2 separate regions of the Homo sapiens genome follow, and region 2 is linked to region 1. A link is an interaction called in ENCODE POLR2A ChIA-PET data of the cell type or tissue named here. Cell type or tissue: GM12878. All regions are shown on one strand. Links, peaks and the distances in the headings refer to the core of each region. The heading gives the core; the rest is flanking DNA.

Region 1 (8,051 bases), core at 1,299-6,298:
AAAAGACTGGGGCAGGAACAGATCTCAAACAAGTAAATTTCAAGGGTTTTTTTGTTTTTGTTTTTTGAGACAAGGTCTCGCACTGTCACCTAGGCTGGAATACAGTGACACAAACATGGATCACTGCAAATTCGATCCCCTGGGCTCAAGCAATCCTCCCGCCTCAGCCTCTCAAGTAGCTAGGATTACAGGTGTGTACCACCACACCCAGCTAATTTTTTAATTTTTTTTGTAGAGACAGGATACCACTATGTTTCCCAAGCTGATCTTGAACTCCTGGGCTCAAGCAATCCTCCTGCCTCAGCCTCTCAAAGTGCTAGGATTACAGGCGTAAGCCACCACACCTGACCAAATTCCAGGTTTATGAGAACATGTAACAAGGTTATGAGAACATATGAGCTTTGGCCAGGTGAGGTGGCTCATGCCTGTAATCCCAGCACTTTGGGAGGCCGAGGCGGGCAGATCATGAGGTCAGGAGATCGAGACCATGCTGGCTAACATGGTGAAACCCCATTTCTACTAAAAATACAAAAAATTAGCCAGGCATCGTGGTGGGCGCCTGTAGTCCCAGCTACTTGGGAGGCTGAGGCAGGAGAATGGCATGAACCCGGGAGGCAGAGCTTGCAGTGAGCCGAGATTGCGCCACTGCACTCCAGCCCGGGCGACAGAGCAAGAGAAAAAAAAGAAAAAAGAACCTATGAGCTAAGAACTGAGGACTGAGTGGGAGTTGCGTAGAAGGAGCTGGGAATTCAGATGTAGAGTGAGGGGAGCATCCCATATAGGAAGAAGAGCATGAGTGATGATAACTCCATCATTAAGCCAGCATCTTTTGAAGAGAGAGCAATACTTCAGCTGAGTTGGGCCAGCTGAGAGTCCTGGTTTCTCACATTACCCAACTTTGGGCCCTCAGCTAATACATCAGTGAAAGACATTTTCTTTTTCCCCAGAAGCAGCCCAGCAGAGACCACTCCATCCTGTCCTGACTCTTTTCCTTGTTGAGCCATTACATAAGGAGAAATACGAAACACTTCCAGAAAGGCCTTGGCACACTGAACATGATTTGTATATCAATCTCTCCCTTTCATTCATGCTCCTGTCATTCATGCCATAGGAAGAATGCTAGTTTTCTTCCTTATAGCCACTATCCCACCTTCCTTACTCCTATATTGGGGGCAGCAATGTGCCTAGTCTTAGCTAAGACTACATTTTCCTTGCAGATAGGGATGGCTAATGAGAAGTAAGGGGAAGTGATTGGGTGGCGTTTTGAGAAAGCTGTATAAAGGAGGCTAACTTAGCTAGCAAGTACCACTTCATCTTTCCCCCCATCATTCTTCCTTTACCTCCCTGGGACATGGACTTGATGGGTGAGGCCCTAGCAGTCATTTTTTATCCGTGAGGTGATCTTAAGGAGTAAAGTCATGTGCCACAGATAGCAGAGCAGAAGACAAAATAATTCTAATCTGGAGACCTTGTAGATAGAGTCCCCATACCTGCCTGGCCTTTCCTAGGAGAAAACTAAGACCCTGTCTTATTTAGACCACTGTTGACTTGGATCTCTCTTAGTAGCAGCTGAGCAAAATTCTTCACTGATATAACCTCAAAATCCTCTTATAATCCAGTTTCTCTCCACCAAATAGCCCCAAGTCATTCATTCATTCATCAATTCACTGATTGATAACTATTCCATATTCTAGAATCAGATGAGATTATGTGGGTATAAAAGCATGTTGTAAATACCAAAGCATTAAACACATGTTACACTGTGCTATAATTTTCATTAATATTATGACTTATTGTTACTCCAGTATCATAATCAAGGAGATTTTAGTAAGTAGTATGCAATTTGCTGGGGGGAAACTCCTGTTAGTGGTGTGAATTATTGAAACCAGTGCTATTTGATGTCATAAATTAAAGAAGAAAGGGGTGATCTAGTACAAGCACGTCTCAAAGTTTAGTATGCACAGAGAAAAACTTGGGAATCTTGTTAAAATGCCGATTCAGATTCAGAGAGGGTCTGTGGTGGGCCCTGAGATTCTGCATTTCTAAAAAGGTCCTAAGTGATACTGCTTGCCCTGAACCTTTGAATAGCAGGGACCTAGGAGACCTTCCAGGTGCTGGGGAAGAAAATGATAAGAGAAGAGAAAGGTAAGCCGAAAGCAGAGAGGAGAGAATTTCTGAAAATGGGAAACAAGAAGTTATTCTGAAGCTTTACCTTCAAGCAGGTTAGTAACTTAATAAAAGTCAAGAACTGTGCATGCATAATTTCATTTAATTTTTTACAATTTTAGGTAAAAGGAAATATAAGCCTTGTTTTACAATTGAGAAAGTGGAAACTCAAAGAAGTTAAAAATATACCCATAGGAGTCAGGTACAGTGGGCTCACGCCGATAGTCCCAGCCACACAGGAGGCTGACGCAGGAGGATCACTTGAGCCCAGGAGTTCATGACACCCACCTGGGCAACGTGGTGAGATCTTGTCTCAAAAAAAAGAACCCAAAGTCAGCAGTGGCAGGGATAGGATCAGCCCCAAGCTTTTCAGTGTCCAGAGTGTGTATTTTTTCCTAAGCACCTTGAGGGAAGCTTGCTCCTTTTGCTGAATTCTTCCTCCTCATCCAGGACATATTGGTCAGAGGAGGGCAAGACCATTGTAGGGTACCAGACCTACTGCTATTTGAATCTGCTTGGCTCAACTCTTATCAATCCTGAAGGCTTTCTGTGGCTGCTATATTTTGATTTAAAACACTGGAAGCTGGGTTTTGATGGGGCCCCAGGAGTGGGGAGCAGGAGAGGTTTCTGAGGGATGCTTATAAGTTTTTTGAGACACTTTCTGTGTTGTAAGCCCAGTATCACTTGCAGAGGCTGCCATATTCCAGAGTAGCAAGAGCACATCCTGGAGATGGGGAGCTGCCAAGGTGAGAGCAACCCCTGCTTGGGCTCAGACATGGGACCCTCACTTTCTCCTTGGATACATGAGACCATTGAGGGGCTAATAAAACCTGAGATTCGTCCCAGCAATTGGCAGACTGGCAAGTGCCAGGCCCTCGTGAGGACCCTCACTTCTTCCCAAGATAGGAGATAAATGGACACTTTATGTCCCCGCAAAGGGTCAGCCACTCAGGGAGGATCCTCTGTGATTGGCTGCTGGTTCTGCTCCCCACAGCTCTGGTGTAAATCTGGGCCATTTCCTTCTCCAGTTTCCCCCATGTGATTCGCCTTTGGCTAATCTCACTACCGTGGGGAGCTGGGAAAACTTCCCTGCACAATAAATCTTTGATTGGGAAGGTGGTTTTATCATTTGAGAGGAAAGAAAGTTGAAGAAGGAGAGGACGTAAGTGACTAGTGTGTTCAGGGAGTGATGTAAGGGATGTGAAAAGGCAGGGAGGGGTTCCCAGCTGAGCACAAGGTGACAAGAAACGGATAAACCTGGGACTGCAGGGCGGGGTTGAGGAGGTGCCAAGGGGAAGAATCCCAGAGGCACATCAGGAAAGCTAGCCAGGGGCCTGAGTGCAGAAAAGGGCGAAAGAGCTTTCAGATAGAAGAGAAACCAACACACATACTGTGGTTCCCTTTCCTCCCCAGAGGACAAACTGTGGTCTGCTTTGACGTCAGCTATGCAGATGTGCTGAGGCTGTTCGGCATGTTGGTTCCAGGCCTGGGATGCAGCCGGCAGCACCAGAGGCGGGGAGGGAGGGGACACTAGGGGCAGCCTCTCGCTGAAGGATGCCCAGAGGCACCCCAGTGTGGAGCAGCCCAACGGGAAGGACTTAACAGCATCTACTCTGGCTGAGCCTAAATCATCCTCCAGCCTCCTTTATTCCAGGTTCCCACTATCCCCTTGTTTCTGAGACAGCATCAGCATTTCCAGGGCTATGAAGGCCACAGCCACCAGATGGGCTGCAACACTGAATGACATTGGATATCCCAGGCCACCCTTGCTCTGTCTGCCCTGGTCCTAAAAGTAGAGAAAAGCCAGGAAAACCCTCCATGGAGCCCACAGCCTTCACTGTCTCCTGATCACCATGTCATGCTGCTCAAAGTGGTTGACAGTACTTGCTCCCTCTACTTTCTCGATTCTCATTCTCCCAGCAGTCTCTAGTCTAGCTTCTGCCCTGCCCCTTCTACTGAAACTGCTCTTGCTAATGTCATCAACAGTCTAGGGCCAAATCCAGGGGCCACTTCTCAGGCCTTACTTTTTCTATCAGCTATTGCCTGTTGATTATACTCTTTTTTTTTTTGGAGACAAAGTCTAGCTCTGTTGCTCAGGCTGGTATGCAGTGGTGTGATCACGGCTCACTGCAGCCTTGTCCTCTTGGGCTCAAGCGATCCCGCCTCAGCCTCCTGAGTAGCTGGGACTATAGGCATGTGCCAGCATGCCTTTCTAATTTTTTTTTTTTTTCTAGTAGAGATGGGGTTTTGCCGTGTTGCCTAGTCTGGTCTTGAACTCTTGGACTCAAGCAATCCACCCGCCTCCATCTCCCAAAATGTTGGGATTACAGGCGTGAGCCATTGCACCTGGCCTCAGGTTCTTCCTAACTCAAAGCTCTGCCAACTCCTAGGGTGTAGCCCTCAACCTCCTAGTCTAAGACGGTACCATCTCATGCTCCAAACAGCACAATGGAGGGAGGAAAAAAGATGAATGTAAAGGACATGATCCTACTTTCTCTCAAAGATTCCTAGAAGCTGCTATGTGACATTTCCACTTTTTGTTTTTTTTTCTGAGTCGTAGTCTCACTCTGTTGCCAAGGCTGGAGTGCAGTGGTATGATCTCAGCTCACTGCAACCTCTGCCTTTCAGGTTCACGCCATTCTCCTGCCTCAGCCTCCGGAGTAGCTGGGATTACAAACATGTGCCACCATGCCTGGCTAATTTTTTGTATTTTTAGTAGAGACGGGGTTTCACTGTGTTAGCCAGGATGGTCTTGATCTCCTGACCTCATGATCTGCCCGCCTTGGCCTCCCAAAGTGCTGGGACATTTCCACTTTTATATTATTGACCCAAACTCAGTCACATGGTCATATCTATCTGCAGAGAGGCTGGGAAATGTAGTCCTTATTTAGCTAAAAATTGGATTACCATGAATGAGGGGGAGAAAAGATACGGAGGGATATAAAGAAGCTCATGTCAGAGCTTCCATGACACCACCAATGGTGGATTCTACGGACTGGTTCACATAACATCCCTTCCCATCTCCTTCCAGTACATTACAGCTGGGATGTCACACTTCCTACACTCCATTGCAGCTGGCAATCCAAATGAGCTTAGGAATTATCATTCTATAAACTTGCATGTAACTTGAACCTGAAACTAAGTTAACTGGAGAGAGAGGATGCAGGTAGGGCATTCATTTTGCTGATGTGGATTGTGGCAGATTGATTTTGTAGTCCCCAATCAGTACTGGTTTCTGGCCCAGTAGCTTCCTGTGGCAGGAGTGGTGGCAGGTTCTTTCATGATCAGTGATGGCAGAACCGTGATGATTCTTAGGGTTTACAATTATTTCTGGAAGCTCCATTTTAAGTCTACCCCTCCAGCCCTGCTAGTAATGTTGTAAGACAGAACTTTTCAAACTTTAATGTTCATATGAATGGCCTGAAAAATCTAGATAAAACGCAGATTTTGATTCAGTAGATCTGCCATGACATATAAGATTTTACATCTCTAACAAGCTCTAGGGTAATGCCTGATCGGGAAGATGGATTTCTTAGTAACTCAAGCCTGGGGTGTCCTCTGCTCACCTATACCTGGTCATAAATTCCTTTCTACTTTAACTATTGTATTAGTCAGTGTTCTCCAGAGAGACAGAATCAATATATATCAATATCTACTGTATCTGTGTCTGTATCTATAGAGAGAAACTGTCAATGGAAAAAAAAAAACTCTGTAATATATACTATGTTTTAAAGAGGTTTATTTTGAACCAGTATGAGTGACTGCAGCCTGGGGAAAATACAAACCCAGAGCCTCGAGTACGTGCTCCCAAGGCAGTCACAATGCAACTCTGTTTTATACATTTTGGGGAAGCAGAAGTTACAGGCAAAGTCATAAATCAATACATGGAGATTATACTTTGGTTTGGCCCAAAAGGGTGGGACATCTTGAAGTGGGGGCTTGCAGGTCATAAGTAGATTGAGAGATTCTTTAATTTGCAATTGGGTAAAGGAGTAAGGCTTTGTCTAAAATCTTGGAGTCAGCATGAAGGAATGTTTAGGTTTAATTTTAACATACATTAGTTAAGAAATCTGCTAACCATCATGGGATGCTATGCCAGAGTCGGGCTGCAAGAGCAAGACATGATACACTGGGTCAGGGTGACCTGTACGGTCTCTTATTCCTACAAACAGTCCATTCTGTCAGCCTTATGGTCTCAATTTTAATATTAATGCTGATCAGTTGTTCTGTCTACATTGCAAAAGAGAGGGGGTATAACGAGGCTTGTCTGACCTGTCCTGTCATGACTGGGAACTCCATTTTTAAGGTTTTTCTGGGGTCCCGTTGGACAAGAGGGGATCTGTTCAGTGGGCTGGGGGGTTTAGGGTTGTATTTTTAGTTTACATTGACATATGAGAGGAGCATCATTCGGGGGATTGTCTCATGTGATTACGGAGGCTGAGAAGTCCTGCCACAAGCTGTCTGCGAGCTGGAGAACCAGGGAAGCTGTTGGTGTGGCTGAGTCCAAATCCAAAGGCCTCAGAACCAGGCAAGCTGAAGGCATAATTCCCAGTCTAAGGCCAAAGGCCTGAGAACCCAGGGGCCTCTGGTGTTAAGTCCTGGAATCAAAAGGCTGGGGAGCCCAGAGTTGTTGTCCAAGGAGAGGAGAGGAAGAGTGTACCCCAGTTCCAGCAGATAGATGAACACATTCACCTTTTCTCTGTTTTTGTTCTCTCTGGATTCTCAGCAGATTGGATGCTGTCCCCCCACCTTAAGGGTGGATCTTCTCCACAGAATTCACTCAGAATCACACACTTACACATCCCAAAATAATGCTTTACCAGATTTCTAGGAATTTTTTTTTTTTTTTTTTTTTTTGAGACAGAGTCTCAGTCTGTCGCCCAGGCTGGAGTGCGGTGGCGCGATCTCGGCTCACTGCAAGCTCCGCCTCCCGGGTTCACACCATTCTCCTGCCTCAGCCTCCTGAGCAGCTGGGACTACAGGCTCCCGCCACCGTGCCTGGCTAATTTTTTTTGTATTTTTAGTAGAGACGGGGTTTCACCACATTAGCCAGGATGATCTCAGTCTCCTGACCTCGTGATCCACTCGCCTCAGCCTCCCAAAGTGCTGGGATTACAGGCGTGAGCCACGGCGCCCAGCCTCTAGGAATTTTTTAATCCAGTCAAGTTGACACCTAAAATTAACTGTCATTACTACCTAGTGATGGTTCCTGATTCTCCTAATTCTACAATGGTTTCTTCCCTTTCTCTCTTCAGGGATCTTCTTCCTATGTTTGTCCCTTAAATATTGATGTATGCCAGGACTCAAGCTTAGGATCATTGTAGAAACTCTTCCAGGATGATCTCCTTTATTCTCCTGGCTTTAATCACTATTAATCTCAAATTCATATCTATAATCTATCCTCTTTCCTAAGCCCCAAATTCCAGTATTCATAGCTGACCAGAACTGAGTTCTACAGATGAGCAGTGCGTGAAAGAAAGGTTCTGTGGTCAAATAAGCTTGGGAAATGCTGGATCAAATAAAATGAAACTGGTTTCCTTGCTGAGGTACTTCTAGAACTGTTAAATGTGCTAATATGCATTGCGGATTTCTAAGAGGCGGCATGTAGTACCTAGTGTTTCTTAATTTTGTTTGACATTTATGTTGGACACATTCTACGTGTTTTCATAGGTTCTCTTAGCCTGCCTAAGTCCTGGATCCTAGCCTTTTGCATTTCCTTAACTGTTGCCACTGCAGCCAACTCTGGAGTTCTGTGGCCAGCCAGCTGCTGCCAGGAGCCGCTGGCTCCTCCAAGCATCTTGCATCATTTCCCAGCCCTCCCTTTTATATCACTCTTGAGGCTCTGGATTTGTGCCTTCATTAAAAACATCAGCATATAACCATTG
Region 2 (5,497 bases), core at 498-5,497, 56 kb before region 1:
TCGTATAGTAGTTACTGTGGAGTCGCATGTCCAATTATTTGTTTAGGATAAATATCTGGAAATGAAATTACTGGGTCATGACACCCTCTAAAAAGATACCAGTTCTCATTAGTGAACACACTTGTCTATTTCCTGTATCCTGCTGAAATTTATTTTCAGTGTTGTACAATTATTACAACTTGGCCTACCTTTCTCCTCTTTTTAGGAAAATCTCTGAAGGAAATGGAAACACCGTTGTCAGCACTTGGAATACAAGATGGTTGCCGGGTCATGTTAATTGGGAAAAAGGTAAATTGCTTTTTCCATCAGAAATCCTCAGAATCAAATGACTGAAGTCTTTTATACATGTTTCTGTTTAGAAGACCAAACTGGGGACCCAGATTCTGCATTGATAAAACACCTCTCTAAACAAATACAATCTTTATTGGTTTTACAGGATTACCAGTTTTGTTGTTCTCATACCCTCCTGCTCCTGTTGGTTAGAACTTTTGCTCTAGGAATTAGGAGCGGTTGTGCTGCCTTAATAATATGTTTTTTGTTTTGGTGGTGGAATCTTGGTCTGGTTAAAATGGTGCCTGGGACAGGTCTCATTCACTTGGAGTAGAATTTGCAAGAGTCTTTTGTTAAAATAAACTTGTAGATATTAAGAATAATCACTCTGTTCCAGTTCAGGAGCCTCTCTCCCTTTAACCAACCTTTTAACTAAAATCTCCCACAAGGGAAAACCTTCGACTGGAAAGGAAGGTTCAGACTAAAGAACTGAGGGGAAAAAAAGACAGATGAGGTCAGCAACCCTTAAGGTGATGAGAGAGGGCTGTGGCCAGCCCTGCATTGTGACACAGCAGAATTATGAGCATATGAAGTTCCCTTATTGTGAGTTAGGTGGCTGAGTAGAGAGAGGGCAGATAAACAAAGTGAAGGCAAAAAAAATCTAATCCAGACTTGGAACTGCCAGGAGACTGGAACTCAGGACTTGCCACAAAGAGAAGTGAATAATTTGGGATAGCATAACTAAGCAGAAAGCTGCTAGACCTATCTATCAATTGTTTACCTGAGAGAAGAGGGAAATATTCTAAATTTCTTGCTTCAGGGTCAGGGAGAATGGTGATGGGCAACAGGCAGAACCAAAGAGTCAAGTTTGAAGAAACTATAGGACTTTTACTTGGAGCTGACACAGAGCGTATGGAGCGAAGTGTGAACTCAAGGAAGGCACCATGGCACATGCCTATTGTCCCAGCAAGTTGGGAGTCTGAGACAGGAGGATCACTTGAGTCCAGGGGTTTGAGGCTGCAGTGAGTTATGATCATGCCTGTAAACAGCCACTGCACTCCAACCTGGGAACCGTAGTGAGACCCTATCTCAAAAAAGAAAAAAGTCTGAACTTAAGTCTAATCTACCTCTTTTGGACTGTGTGATCTCATGTTACTTTACTACATTAAGCCTCAGTTTCATCATCTGTAAAACAGCAGTACTTCCCTGATGGAGTTGTGGTAAGGCTTAAAAAATAGGTAAGGTGCTTAGGATAGTGTGTGGCATGTAGGAAGTGTTCAATAAAAGTATTCATCGTTGTTAACCAGCATCACATTAAACAGGAGCGCTCAATTGGAGGCTGCCATTTAGGAATTCCATTTAAAGGAATGGTAGAATTCCACCTTTCTTGCCATTCTGGACTCCTCACAAGTGTTTACTGAAATGTGATTACCCTCCAGGCTTCAGTCTTGGTTGTTGATCAGTATAGGGCTGAGACTGAATCTGGCACTTGGATTGTCTCCATTCTCTGCACCCAAGCTGTCAGGGCCCTCACCAGAATGTTTACCTAACACCTTCTCTCTAGTCTGGAGTCTTTGTAGATGGAAAACTTGATGTATAACCCTTTGACTTGATTTCCAAGAAGCAACAGAGTTAAAACTGTTATTTCTAGGTGAGTGGCTTCATGCAGGTGTGGTCAGGTATTTTTCCTGACAGAGGCTGCTGTTCTTGTTGATTGCTTTTTCTTTTTTCTTTTTTTTTTTTGAGACAGTCTCGCTCTGTCACCCTGGCTGGAGTACAGGTGCACGATCTCAGCTCACTACAAACCTCCACCTCCCAGGTTCAAGCTATACTCCTGCCTCAGCCTCCCGAGTAGCTAGGACTACAGGTGCACGCCAGCATGCCTGGCTAATTTTTTTGTTTTTTTAGTAGAGACAGTGTTTCACCATGTTGGCCAGGCTGGTCTTGAACTCCTGACCTCAAATGATCTGCCCATCTCGGCCTCCCAAAGTGCTGGGATTACAGGCATGAGCCACCATGCCCAGCCTGTTCTTTTTGACTATTGGCTTTATTTTCTTCTTAAACATTTTAGAACAGTCCACAGGAAGAGGTTGAACTAAAGAAGTTGAAACATTTGGAGAAGTCTGTGGAGAAGATAGCTGACCAGCTGGAAGAGTTGAATAAAGAGCTTACTGGAATCCAGCAGGTAACTCTCTTCATGGACCTTAACTTTCTGCCTTCTATCAGAGCTTCCTGGATATAACTTGTGGTTATGGGGACATGTTCTGCAGTCAGACTCCCTGGGTTCAGATCCTGGATTCACCCTTTCTCTTACTGTGAACAAGTTTATCTTTGTCTCAAGTTCCTCATCTGTAAAAATGGAATAATGGTGACATTTCCCTATTAGGATTGTTGGGAGAATTAAATAATGTAGATTGAGCTTGACACATACTAAGTGCTTTATAAGCATTTATTGTCATAGTTATTGTCAAACCCCAGCCAGCATCCATTTATGCTCACAGGAGAGCACCTGCCTTGCTAGGATCATGTATTGTCTGAAATAGAACAAGTAGCTTCTCTCTGGGCTGTTGTAATGTGTTTGGCAAGGCAAATAACATTTTGTTGGTTCATAGAAGGTCCAAGTTGAACATGATAGTGGGGTTGGGGGAGTCATCCTATTCAATTCCTTATATTAGAGATGGGGTACTAAAACCCAGTAAGGATTAGGACTAGCTCAAGACCACTTTTATTTATTTTTCCCTCTCATTTTATAGCATTAATTGGGGTGTGTTTGTGTTTTGGCTTTTTTTTTTTTTTTTTTTTTTTTGATATGGAGTCTCGCTCTGTCACCCAGGCTGGAGTGCAGTGGTGCAATCTCAGTGGCTCCCTGTAGCCTCTGCCTGCCAGGTTCAAGTGATTCTCCTGCCTCAGCCTCCCGAGTAGCTGGGATTACAGGTGCCGCCTGCCACCACATCTGTCTGATTTTTTTGTATTTTTAATAGAGATGGGGTTTCACCATGTTGGCCAGACTGGTCTCAAACTCCTGACCTCAAGTGATCTGCCCGCCTCGGCCTCCCAAAGTGCTGGGATTACAGGCATGAGCCACTGCGCCCGGCCTATATGTTTGTGTTTTAATTACAGAATACATGCTGACTGTACAAAAGTTTTAAGTACATGTATAGGCACTAATATGGAAAATAAAAATTACCCATGGGGCACCAACTCAGAGATGACGATTACCAAAGCCTGAAATATATTTTTCATCTTAAAAAAATTTGATATAATGTTATTTACACTTTATAAACTATTCTTTTATTGGATAAAAAATTAAACATTTTCCTGTGATGGTATTTTTCAAAGCTCGCATGCATTTCATCTTGTATAAATGTATTATTTACCTAGCCAACTCTGTATTGTTCATTTAATATTATTTTTACCATTATGTGTAATGCTTCTTTGACTGTCCTTGGACGTAAATCTTTTTTGACCATTCCTGGTTTTTTTGGTAGAATAAATTCTTTGAGTTGGAATTGCTGGGTGATGTTTAAAGCTCTTGCTACGTGTTGTGAAATCTGTGTCTGTAGCTCGTGGCTGTGATAAACATCCTCAGAGATCCCTGCTATCCAACTCTTGTCACCAGCTAACTGGTCATTAGGCCAAGCTGTGTGAGTGAACCATTAGACAATTTGATAAAAATAAGCACTGCTGCCATTCTTTAGCATGCGTCTGTGCCACAAGTTAGTGACACATGTACATATATTCCCTTTACCTCACAGTAACCATCTAGGGTGTGGGCATCATAATCTTCATTTTTAAAATGAGGGTACTGAGGCATGAATAGGCTAAATAATTTGCTCAAGATCACAAGTTAGTAAATGGCAGTCAGTTTTCAGGCGTAGGCTTTGAAGACTCTAAACCTGTGCTTTTAACATCTGCCTCTTCTTGTGACTGGGGGCTTCACTGGAGCCAAGCCTCAGGAGGCATTTGCAGCCACAGTGGGTCATGCGAGGTAGAGCAGACTGCAACCTGATAGAATTCTTGGACTGGCCCACGGCCAGCCTTTTTAATTTTTCCAAGAGTTAAAGTTGTGGATCTGAGATGTGGCCTGGCCTGCCAGGGCTATGGTGGGCTCAGTGTGATTGCATCATTAGTATTGTGGCATGGAGTCTTCCGTCAGCCTCAGAGAACCCTTGCAATAATGCATTATTTCCCCGCAGGGTTTTCTGCCCAAGGATTTGCAAGCTGAAGCTCTCTGCAAACTTGATAGGAGAGTAAAAGCCACAATAGAGCAGTTTATGAAGATCTTGGAGGAGATTGACACACTGGTAAGTAAATATTCAGCTGAGAAGAACTAGTTTTCTTTGACTTTATTTCAGTCACATTCACTCTTTCAGTAATTTACTCTCCTATTGCCTGAGCAAACCCATCACTTGAGAATATTAAGCATCTACTATTGTGTGCCAGTCATGTTGCTAGGTCCTGGGTGAATGCATGATGATAAGACAGTTCCTGCTTTCTAGGCACTCACAGCCCTCCAGCATAGGACTTTTATCATTTACACTTATGTTTGCCAGTAGCATCTGTAATCGTCATGAAGCTGGGACCCAAGGAGTCCACGATCTCATGGTCCAGGAAACAGAGGATTTAACTTTCTCTGATGAATATGTGACTGATAATTCTGCAGGGCTCATTACTTATAGATGATTCAGCCAGACCCAGGTCATGTGAGGCCATTGAAAATCATTAACTCTTTTGCAGATGATAGTAATGATATCTCTAGCCTGATGCTTCATTCTTGAAGGTGAACTGCACTGTGTACTTCTGTTGGCCAGGGTGGGTGTAAAGAAGCAGCAGCAGGCACTTTTCCTGTCACAATGAGCCCATGGTGTGGCCAGGGCAGAGTATCCATACATAGGAAACAATAAAAGAACAAAGTCTGTGTTAAAGATCAGTTCCTATGGCCCAGACATTGAGAACACAGGGAGCTTTTATAGGGACAAGAGCCATGGAAAGGCCATACAGGATACAGACCCAGGGAAAGGGTTCCTGAAAATGGATATCACATTTACATTGGTGACCTGTGACCTGTTTTGTGTACTGTGGGTGTTTCTTATGTGCTCTCATGTCATTTTCACTGAGGATTATTTGTTACATGTTTACTATTTACTAACTTGTATTATCAACTTACTCTTCCATAGATCCTGCCAGAAAATTTCAAAGACAGTAGATTGAAAAGGAAAGGCTTGGT

The links. Peaks named below come from ENCODE experiments on the same cell type or tissue, not always from the same donor. Only the 100,000 strongest peaks of a DNase experiment are listed, where the experiment ranks them.
Region 2: POLR2A ChIA-PET joins it to region 1 with 5 read pairs; 2 of 35 experiments call an interaction of 5 or more read pairs at or near these places.

What each region holds. Positions count from the first base shown.
Region 1 is chr9:33,198,254-33,206,304 of GRCh38, reverse strand. No RefSeq gene overlaps it. Among named protein-coding and RNA genes, the nearest start is that of B4GALT1, 35 kb to the right of the region's middle. RefSeq lists an enhancer at 3,939-3,988. In GM12878, for the core only: no CTCF peak of the experiment used is centred there; a DNase peak (open chromatin) is centred at 3,574; H3K27ac peaks cover 1,039 bases.
Region 2 is chr9:33,255,878-33,261,374 of GRCh38, reverse strand. BAG1 (BAG cochaperone 1) reads left to right here. Exons shown (of 7, transcript NM_004323.6): 3 at 206-288; 4 at 2,342-2,455; 5 at 4,467-4,574; 6 at 5,448-5,497. Among named protein-coding and RNA genes, the nearest start is that of BAG1, 6.1 kb to the left of the region's middle. In GM12878, for the core only: no CTCF peak of the experiment used is centred there; no DNase peak of the experiment used is centred there.